Regions from separate parts of the Homo sapiens genome. Here region 2 is linked to region 1. The links are chromatin loops, found by intact Hi-C in ENCODE. Cell type or tissue: endothelial cell of umbilical vein. All regions are shown on one strand. Region 1 has its middle 45 kb from the start of PDLIM5. Region 2 overlaps HPGDS (hematopoietic prostaglandin D synthase).

Evidence for each region. Peaks named below come from ENCODE experiments on the same cell type or tissue, not always from the same donor. Only the 100,000 strongest peaks of a DNase experiment are listed, where the experiment ranks them.
Region 2: it touches region 1 in a loop (2.9-fold over the local background); 37 of 110 quality-filtered maps call a loop at or near these places.

The regions. Positions count from the first base shown.
Region 1 is chr4:94,404,259-94,409,258 of GRCh38, reverse strand. No RefSeq gene overlaps it. Among named protein-coding and RNA genes, the nearest start is that of PDLIM5, 45 kb to the left of the region's middle. In endothelial cell of umbilical vein, a CTCF peak has its summit at 2,406 (motif pointing left); a DNase peak (open chromatin) is centred at 2,388.
Region 2 is chr4:94,302,300-94,307,299 of GRCh38, reverse strand. All of the region lies in intron 4 of HPGDS (hematopoietic prostaglandin D synthase), which reads left to right. Among named protein-coding and RNA genes, the nearest start is that of HPGDS, 38 kb to the left of the region's middle. In endothelial cell of umbilical vein, a CTCF peak has its summit at 2,736 (motif pointing left); DNase peaks (open chromatin) are centred at 389 and 2,729; H3K27ac peaks cover 423 bases.

The sequences.
Region 1 (5,000 bases):
GTGGGCAGGAGACAGCAGAAGGAAAATGTAAAATTCTTTTGAGAGACTTTAGCTCCATAGATTGCCAATGTCTTATCTAGGTCACTGATGAAAATGTCAGACAGAACCAAGCCTTGATTTGACACCTGCTAAACATTATTTATGTCCTAAAGCTGACATCAAACTATCTGCAACCATTCTATTTATAAGTTTCCTGAGCACCCTTCTGCGTTTCCAGATCTAAAGTGCAGTAGCGCTCTCAGCACTTAGCTGATAAATTTGCCTGAAAATACAGTGCTCCGAATTAGCATAGGAATCTTCTTTCTGTGACTCTGTGTACTTTCATCTATAATTTAGGGGGTGGTGGAAATTGTATGAGACAGAGCTTGAAGAGACTTGTAGTTTAGCTGTAGCTTACCCTAGTTAATTGTGTAATTTTGTGCAAATCACTTAATCTCTCCAGACCTCAGAAAATGAAGGTTAACCCAGATCAGCACTTCCCAACTCTGGCCTCCAAATTCCAGAGAGTTCTACTCACTGACGAGGGCCCACAGATGCATACGTAAACCAGACTTGCCAGTGTGAAAGACTGTGGAGTTAGCATGTTCAAAAGAGGACCTTGTACCTAAATAGATGGGAAGCACTGGTGTAGGTTCCAGACAAGCTTCTATATTTCTCTGTCAGCCTTTGACTCATAGAACCCCTTTCTGTATTTAACAAGAATGTGTATATTTAACAAGGATAAGAACAATCACTTCTGTTTTGTAGAAAAGTAGCAACACATAGAAAAGTATAATTAATTAATTTTCCCTATCTTACATGATGGCTTCTTAATTGACATAGGAATTGAATGCTGTCTTTTGAGTAAGTTTATTTTCTTCAGTTTAGTACTGTATAGGATCCTATTATATTTAATATCTTACCTTGATAACAGTTAAACTAGCATGAATGTTTAATTAAATTAAATACATAACCATTTTATTTTATTTAATTAAAATGTTGTCCTTCAGTTGATCACTTCCAATGAGAAGCAGGGGCAGAATGTATGTACAGTAAGTGACTTTGGTACAAGATAGAATTTGACTTTTCCCAGAATTAAGTGGTGGAGTTTCACTGTCAGCTAACATGAGCTATGGAATCTTGGCTCTCTTCAGAGCTACATGACTCCAGATACTCTTTTAATATGCCAGGAGATATTTAATCTATGATGTCAAAACTCACAGGAAATTCAAGCTAAAGAATGCATGTTACGTACTCATTAGGACACCAGAGAAATTTTTTCAGGTCATACTGACACACTGTATGTGGAACTGACGTCTTTGAGAGATCAAACTTTCATGGATATTTTAAAAATGTGAACCCTGGTAAATCTTCACAAGAAGATCATATGTAAGCAGCTACACACAAACTTAGATTAGGTTTGTTAACTGATGAATGCCAGAAACTGTGGTCTTTCTTAATTGTATGCAGAAAGATACACATTTTCCATTTCTGAGAGTTTGTGATGTATTAAAAAAAGTCAAATGAGAAAATAGGATGTTTCCATCTTAAAACTGGATGTCTGGTGGGATAATACACAAATTCAACAATTCCCTCTTTGCACACCCCAGACCTTGTGGGGTACGTAAGGGGTAGACCATGAGTTTACATCAGGGGTTCATGAACCTGCTTAGGCAATGAGCCTTAACTGTTAACTGCTAAATATTATATTTTGTATATTTGTACTTCTATCTATCTTTTAAATGTACGCTGTTGTGGTTAATACAATACTAATTCATTAAAAGGTGTTACTGAAATTATAGTATCTTTTTTATACTATCTTTTTGATGTTATAGATATATTAACCTCCAATTTTAAGAGCTCAAGAATTATCACATAGATGTCTGTGAAATTTTGCTTGTAAAGGGTCCTCATTTTGAAAGGTTGGGAACCACTCTCTTAATGGATTCGGGGAAAGTGACAGGCTGCTGGAAAGCTATTTTCGGCAAAAGGGCTCTCTTGTCGCAGCTGCCTGTGTGCTAAGATAAAGGGCAAAGTGTGACTTGAGAAGAAGCAATCTTAACTAGCGTTTGCCAGGCCACAGACTAAATTTTACTTGTGTGCATAGTACTTGGTGTGAGAAATGACATCTCTCCCAAATCTCAGGTGTCAGCTTGTTTCAAAGTTATTTGGCCAAAATAGCAATAAAAATACAATAGGTTCTAAATATTCTATTCAAGCTCACACTCCTAGGCATTATATTATACCTCCGAGTCACTGGGATTTCAAGGTTAGTGAAACAACATAACAGATATTTGCTGTGGGAGGAAGAAAATAATCAAGTATTAGCTGGAAGAAATACTGAACAACTTTAGGTGTAGGAAGTTTCGCATAAGAGAATCTAGTTATGGCAAGCGAGGAGGCTACCGCCCTCTAGTGGTGTCCTTTCTACTTCTCAGGTACTTTAGCATATCCCGGAGAAGTTGCCTCTTTTACTTATTTTTTTTTTTCAAGTTTACCATCTATTGCCAATCCCATCTTCACATCACAAAAGTCTTTCATTTACCTTGTTAAAAGGCACATATTCTCATTGTATTTTTATGTATTGGTGGGTTGTGTTCGTTGCTATAAAAAATTTTTACATTTAACAAAATGTAAAAGGTACTAAGATAGTTCTAGTTCTTACTCCCGAAGAAGCCTGCAATATAGGTGATGATAAGTACAAAGATAAAATTTATGGTACATCTTTTCCCATCAAGGTCAAAGAGTAATTATATATATATACATATATATATGTGTGTGTGTGTGTGTGTGTGTGTGTATATATATATATATATATTTTTTTTTTTTCTGGGACAGAGTCTTACTCTGTCACCCAGGCTGGAGTGCAATGGCATGATCTTGGGTCTCTGCAGCCTCGACCTCCCTGGGGTGAAGTGATCCTCCCACCTCAGCCTCCCGAGTAGGCAGGGCTACAGACACGTGCCACCACACCTGGCTGATTTGTAAAATTTTTGTAGAGATGGGGTCTCGCTATGTTGTCCAGGCTGGTCTTGAACTGTAGGCCTCAAGCAATCCTGCCACCTTGGCCTCCCAAAGTGCTGCAATTATACGCATGAGCTGCTGTGCCTGGCCAGTAATTGTATCTTATTTACTAGAAAAATAATCATTTGATCTTACATGCTTGACTCACTGGTCATTGGGATGATTTTCAGTATTTTCAGCTGCAATTTTTAAAAAAGAAAATCATAATGGGAGAGGAGTTACGGTGTTAAATAAAACTAGTGTAGGTGTGTGTGATGGGGGAGGATGGCAAAGGGAGAGGAGAAGATTCCTGTCTGAGCCGTGTCTCTTATTTACACCTGTTCTTAAACTGTCATATTTATTTGTTGCCTTGCTTGTAAGAAGATGAAAGGTGGTTAAGCTGTCACTGACAGGTTTATTTTCCATGTATTAAAATGACATGACTTGATTAATTGTCGGTGTAACGACCTAATTATTAATGAACCTGCTGTCATGTACATGAGTGTCCAGAAAAATGTCTGGATTCCCAGTCGATTTATATCTTACGACTTCAAATTCTTTGATCTCTAAGGGTGAAGTGTCTGCTAGGAACAGGAATAGAGGTTTTAGAATTGTTTCTATAACCAAGATCAGTAAATTCTCATCGTGTAAGTGAAAGAGCATCATTTGTACTAAATACCACATTCATTTGTGCATCCACATATGATAGGGCTGCGTAATGGCAGCAAGAGAATCCTAAAACAAGTCACTCTAAAAGATTTCAGAATATCCCTAAACATTTAAAAAATTTTGCCCATGTCTAGAGTGAGTCTTTAAAAAAAAAATATATATATATATACATATATATACTTAATTTTAAAATATTTTTAGAGCCTGGTCTGTGAAAAATATTTGAAGGTAAACTGACTTAGAATATGGTCTGACTTTGACCTCATAAAGTTTCTGAGGAAGTTAGTTGATTTTATAGGATAAATATGAACTGATTGTGTGATATTACAGGGAAAAAAATCCAATGTAGACATTGCCTGCATTAATATAAGTATGGTATTTAGATCAGTGCTGTACTCTACCCTGGTCAGACACATGTGAAATACTCTTCTCTATTATGGGCATCAGAGTTTAATGATATCGACAAACTACATAGTATTCAGCAGCAGGAAATGTGGGAAGCCATATGAAGAATACTTAAACTGGGGAAATTACTTCTAAAATACGAAAGATGTAGTGCTGTTTTAGCTCTTTTCAAATATATGAAAGACTGTGCTGTAAAGGGAAAGGGGATGTGGGAGGAAAGAGGTATTGAGTCTAAATCTATCGTTTTAAAGTTTCATTATTTTCTATGTGTAATTTGTCTTGAATTTGTTCCTTTCCATTCCTCTCATGTAATATGTTTCATGTATTTGTCCCAGTCCCCCTATTTTCAATGTTTGTACTTTAATTTGGATTATTGTATTAAATGTATATCTGGTTTTTACTGCTCATCCCTGCCCTCATCCAGCTTTAATTCTGATACTAAATGATTCATCCTAAAATATTCTTGATATCATGAAAGTATAATTTGAATTTACGTCTGACGTTAAAATGTCCTCATTCATAATTTATGCTGATTTTACTTATTTAGTCTTATTTTCTAGAATTCCCGGTGGGCTATCTACTATACTTAAGTTTGTTCCTTCACTATCCCACACCTGTCATGTTCTTTGTCATCTGTGCCTTTTCTCAGGTTGTATCCCTTAACTACTCACTTCTAAACCTCTGTCCAGAGATTCCTCTTAATGCATCAAATTCCTGTCTATTCTTGGAGAGCCATTACATGCCATTCTTTCCTTTAGGCCCTTCGTAAACTATTATAGCCATAATAATTTTGTCTCATAATTCCTATAGCCTATTTTGATTATACCATAATTTTTAATACTTGATTTTTTAGTAAGATGTGGCTACAAAATAATACCTATTCCATGACATTGCTCATCGATCTCATTCTAGTCAAATGTTATACTTTTAGAGTATTTTGTTGC
Region 2 (5,000 bases), 100 kb after region 1:
CTGGGTTCATTCTCCTGTTTTCTTTCCTTGCTTTTGTGGAACAGTCCTCTAAGAGCTTACTGGTCATAGGAAATAAAAGTTTGGGGCTTTTGGGGCCTTATTTGTTTAAAGATGTTTTTATTTTATTCTCAAACTTGTTTATAGTTTGACTGGGTGTAGAATTCTGATGAAAGTAGTTTTTCATTAGTATTTGAAAGGCTGTTGAGAAGTTTGAATTCAATGTAATTACTGACCTTTTGTATGTGACCTATTTTTTTTCCACTCTGAAAGATTACAAAACACGTGCCCTTAGAGTTCTAAAATTTTGCAATGGTGAGTCTTGGTATGATCTTGTTTTCATCCATTGTGCTGTTTCCTTGGTGATTCCGTTCAATCTGGGACCCATGTCCTTTAGTTCAAGGACATTTCCTTTAATTCTTTCATTAATGATTTCCTCCCCCTTTATTTTCTTTGTTCCATTATAGTAGAATTCCAGTAATTCAGATGTTGGTTGGCTCTTTTCCTATTTCCCGTCTCTTGGCTTTTCTGCATTACTTTTAGAAAGCATTTCTCATCAGTCCTTGAGTTCTAAATTTCTGATATTGTGCTTCTAAATTTATAAAAATTCTTAGGCTGTTTTCCGCTAAGAATGGGGAAGGGACAGCTGTCTAGTAATGTAAAATGAAGAACATCCCATGCTAAAACCGCTTAATAGTTTTCCACCAATCCTCATTTTATCCCCTCCCAAACCTCCTTAACCCCAGTTCTAGACATATCCGGTCATTTCCTGAGCCATTTAAGGATTTTGTGTTGTTGATAGGATTGGTTCTTGGCTTTCCCTTCACAGGTGCCATTCACCCATCTGCTTACTAGCTTCAAATTTTGTTTGCTCTTATCTCCTCTCTTTCCACTTCCTTGTGGGTTCTATCTTTTTAAAAATATTCATTACTGTGGTTTAGAGATGAATGCAAAATGATATATATTTGTCAAATTATTCATCTTTATGCAGAATTCTAAATAGACGTCTTTATTACAGCTTCTAGTGGTTTCCTTTAGGACGCTCATCACAGTCTCTATTTTAAAGAGACTGGCAGGTGGTGTGTGATTACTTGTTTGTTGTTTGTCTCCTCAAGCTGGATGCATCGTGGGGTAGGAATCATGTCTGTATTATTCAACTGATCCCCCACCGCCATCACAGTGCCTTTTACATAGTAGGCATTACACACTTGTTGAATAAGTGATCAGAACCACACTCATCAAATGCACACCATGTGCCTGTGTTACTCTCAGCTCTATGTGTTATCTCAGTCAGCCCTCCTCCCACTTCAAGATAAGTGCTTTTTATTGTCATGCTCACTTTCCAGATGAAGACACTGAGAAACAGAAGTTACAGAGTTGCCCAAAGTCACACAACTGACAGAACTGTGAACTGAGCCCAGACAGCTGAATTTAGATCCCATAGCCTCATCACCTAGGTATACAATTGCTTAAATTAGTAACTAATTTAAGCATTCCTTTAGAATGAAACTGCTGTTATCCTCATCTTCCAAGTAAGAAAACAAGAGTTTCATGTAGTGTAAACAACTTACCCAAAATTGTTCAGCTAGAAGTGGTGCAGAAGGAATTCAAATCGTCACTGACTCAAACCCCAGGTTCTTAACCACTGGGTATAATACCACAGTGCAAGCAGCTGTTCAAAACAGCTGCGCATGAATATTTATGTACATGTTAAAGCTAAAGCCTATAGTCGAAAGCCACAGCACAAATAGCAGGCAGTCTTATCAATTTACTTAAGCACATATTTAAGCACATACTATCTACTTAGTATTTATTGTAAATACTATTTAATTAGCACCTTCTGATTTGAATAGAGATATCCGGACACAAAAGTATTTACATTGACTAACTCCATGATATAAATGTAAGGTGTGTAGGGTCTGCCCACACACACACGTATATATATAGGCCTAGCCAGGAAATAATGAAGCTCAGCTTTGATGATAGAAATACAACTTTTTGACATAAGTACATTTAGGCTCTGGAGTCAAACTGCCAGGTTGAATCCTGATTCCCTTCTTACTAGCTGTCACTTAACTCCCTATTTATAGTTCAAACTCTTTGTAAAGTGGGAATACAACAGGCTCTACTTTGAAGTATGTTGGCAGGATTAAATGTTAGCATATGTGCCTATGGCTAGGTAGGAAGTGTTAAATATTAACTATTATAATTAATAGTGTTATATACTTTGGTGTTAATTGTTTTTACTATTTGTCAGACATGGCATCTGTATTTTACATATCATTATAAATGTAGAAACAGATGCTCTCCAATTTAGAAGTGTCTAAAGATTTTTGTTCCATGTACCAAACACCCCCCTAATGTGCAGTCTATCAATTTATCAGTTTGCTCTTCTCTACTTTTCTATTTTCTACCTTTCTGTGGCTGAGGCTCCATAACAGAGACCACCTCCCAGAGGAAAATATTCTTCGAACATTTATGATAAGAGTAACACTCTACCTTTGTATTAGAATAACAACTCTCTTACATACCACCAATTCCAAAAAAACAATTTCAAAGGACACAGCAATCCAAGTTCATGATTAAATCATACAAAGGCAGAACACGTTGCAGAAACATTGCTGATAGCTATAGACTATCTAATTAACAAGCAGGACTTGGCTAATATATAATGAAAAATGCACTGTTCTGTATTTCATTTCTTAGACTGTTGGTAGTGGGCTACATTGCTGCCATCTTGTGGTCAGGTGAAAATTTCAAAGGCAGAATATTGATGCACTTAAGATGGATAGTGAATATATTCTTGTCATATACACCTTAAAAATCTACCAAATACACACAATTTTACAGTATTTATTACTAAAAATTCCATTTCCAATAAAAAAAGAATTAAAAGCAAAAGATGCCTTTGGATATTGGTCACCATGACAATCCTTGAACTCACCATTAGTGTTACTTTGGTTATTTAATGTATCTGTGTTTCCATTTCCTCATCTAAAGAACAGGATGGGGAAGAAGAATGAGAAGGCCTGAGGACATTCTGATGTCGTGGTTCCAACACAAAATAATTTTGGTAGTGCATATCTGAAAATGCTTTTGAGAAATATACGAACCTCTCTAAAAGTCATTTGTTAAACTTTCATAGCAACAAATTCTCAGGGTGAAAAAACCTCCTCTGAAAAGGGAGGCTAGAAATTTCTGAATCCATCAAGTAAAGGAGTGGCTATCTAGGATGGATCAGGAAATGTGTTTTTTAAAATATATCTGGAAAAAAAAAGAAGTGTAATCAAATCTTATCTTCTTTATGTTATTTTGGTTGATTGTACTTTAAAATGAAACTTAAATACTAATTACACTGTTTATTAATTTACATTTCATTAGACTGAAATAATTCACCAAACTTACAAAGACAATCTGGGCTCAAGGAGAAGTCAGTAGCACAGATATAAGAGTTTTATTTGACTCTGCATATACACAAACATTGGTGCACCTGAAGCTCTGGAAATGCACGTTAGAAGAACAGAATTTGCCAGGAGTGCACACAGGAGTTTTTGGAAAGTTGTCCAACAATCAAATTGGCCATTACTTTTCTGACTGATGCCAACTGAGGTGAGCAGATCTGTGGCAAGCACCACATGGTTATCGACTCACTGCCCTTCAATGGGATTACAAATTCTGTGTAAGCAGCAGAAAGACTCATAACTAATGTTTTCTTTAAAACTATGAACATACTGACCACAGAGCACTTTATAGAACAAGGGAAAGAACATAAAGTCAAAATAATGACAAGCTTTATAAGCTTCGGTTTTTAAATCTGGCAAACATATGTAAGTACATGTTGAGTATCCCTTATCTGAAATTCTTGGGACCAGAAGTATTTCAGAATTGGGGTTTTCTTCAGATTTTGGAATATTTGCATTATACTTACTGGTTGAGCATACCAAATCTCAAGAACCGATATCTGAGATGTTCCCCTGAGCATTTCCTTTGGGCATCATGCGCATGCTCAAAACGTCTTGGATTTTGGAGCATTTTGGATTTTTGGACTAGGGAGGCTCAACCTGTATGTAAGGATGCTTTTGCAAATTGTATTCTAAATATAAGGCATTATGTTGTGGTAGTATATACCATCTAGCTAAGTCATAATCATAACAGCAAGTAAATCAGCAAATTGGTACAGTATCCACTATCTGACTTATCTTAATAAAGGTTGGATTTCATTATAGATCATTTAGACATATTAATAAATGATATATACATTTTATATTTTTGAGTTTGGCTTCTATTTCATAACCAAGACTCAAACAGGCAGAATTCTTATATATAAACAAACATCTCTTATCAAGAAAGAGGCCTTGAGTAAATTATTTGGTCTTCAGAGCTTTAAGTAGAAAAATGATGACAATTAAAAAAATGGATGTTTTATATATATTTTCCTAAGGATGTTAATTTTTAAATAATATTTGTTTATATATCAAGAGGGGATAACTAGATGATGCATTTTGTAGATGATATTCAAGATGGACAAATCTGATAATGAGGCACAATGGTAGTCCAATGAGAAAATACATAAAGGCCCAAGATCATGATTCATTATAAACGCAATAGTGAAACGAAGAACTGCCAAACTAGAAGAGTCTAGCCTTACGAAATAAAATAAATTTCTTTACCTTCAGTTACATTATTTAGCTTTAAAAAAGCTAGGTTAAGAAAGAGGGAAATTTTAGGAATCTAAAAAGACAAGAGAATCATTTCACTTTAGTAAATTTAAGAAAAAATAAGATTTTGTGGGTAAAATATTTAGTCATTATACACAAAGAAACTAAGAACTGGTGACACAAAACTATTTTTTTAATCCATGAGCAATAAAGAGATGACTCACATCTATAGAGAATCAGACCTAAATCTCCATGTCATAAATTTGAATAAAAAATCTAGCTACTTCTCTTTCTTCTTGAATTCATGTGGGAGAATAAAGATGGAGAAATCTACTTCCTCCTCAG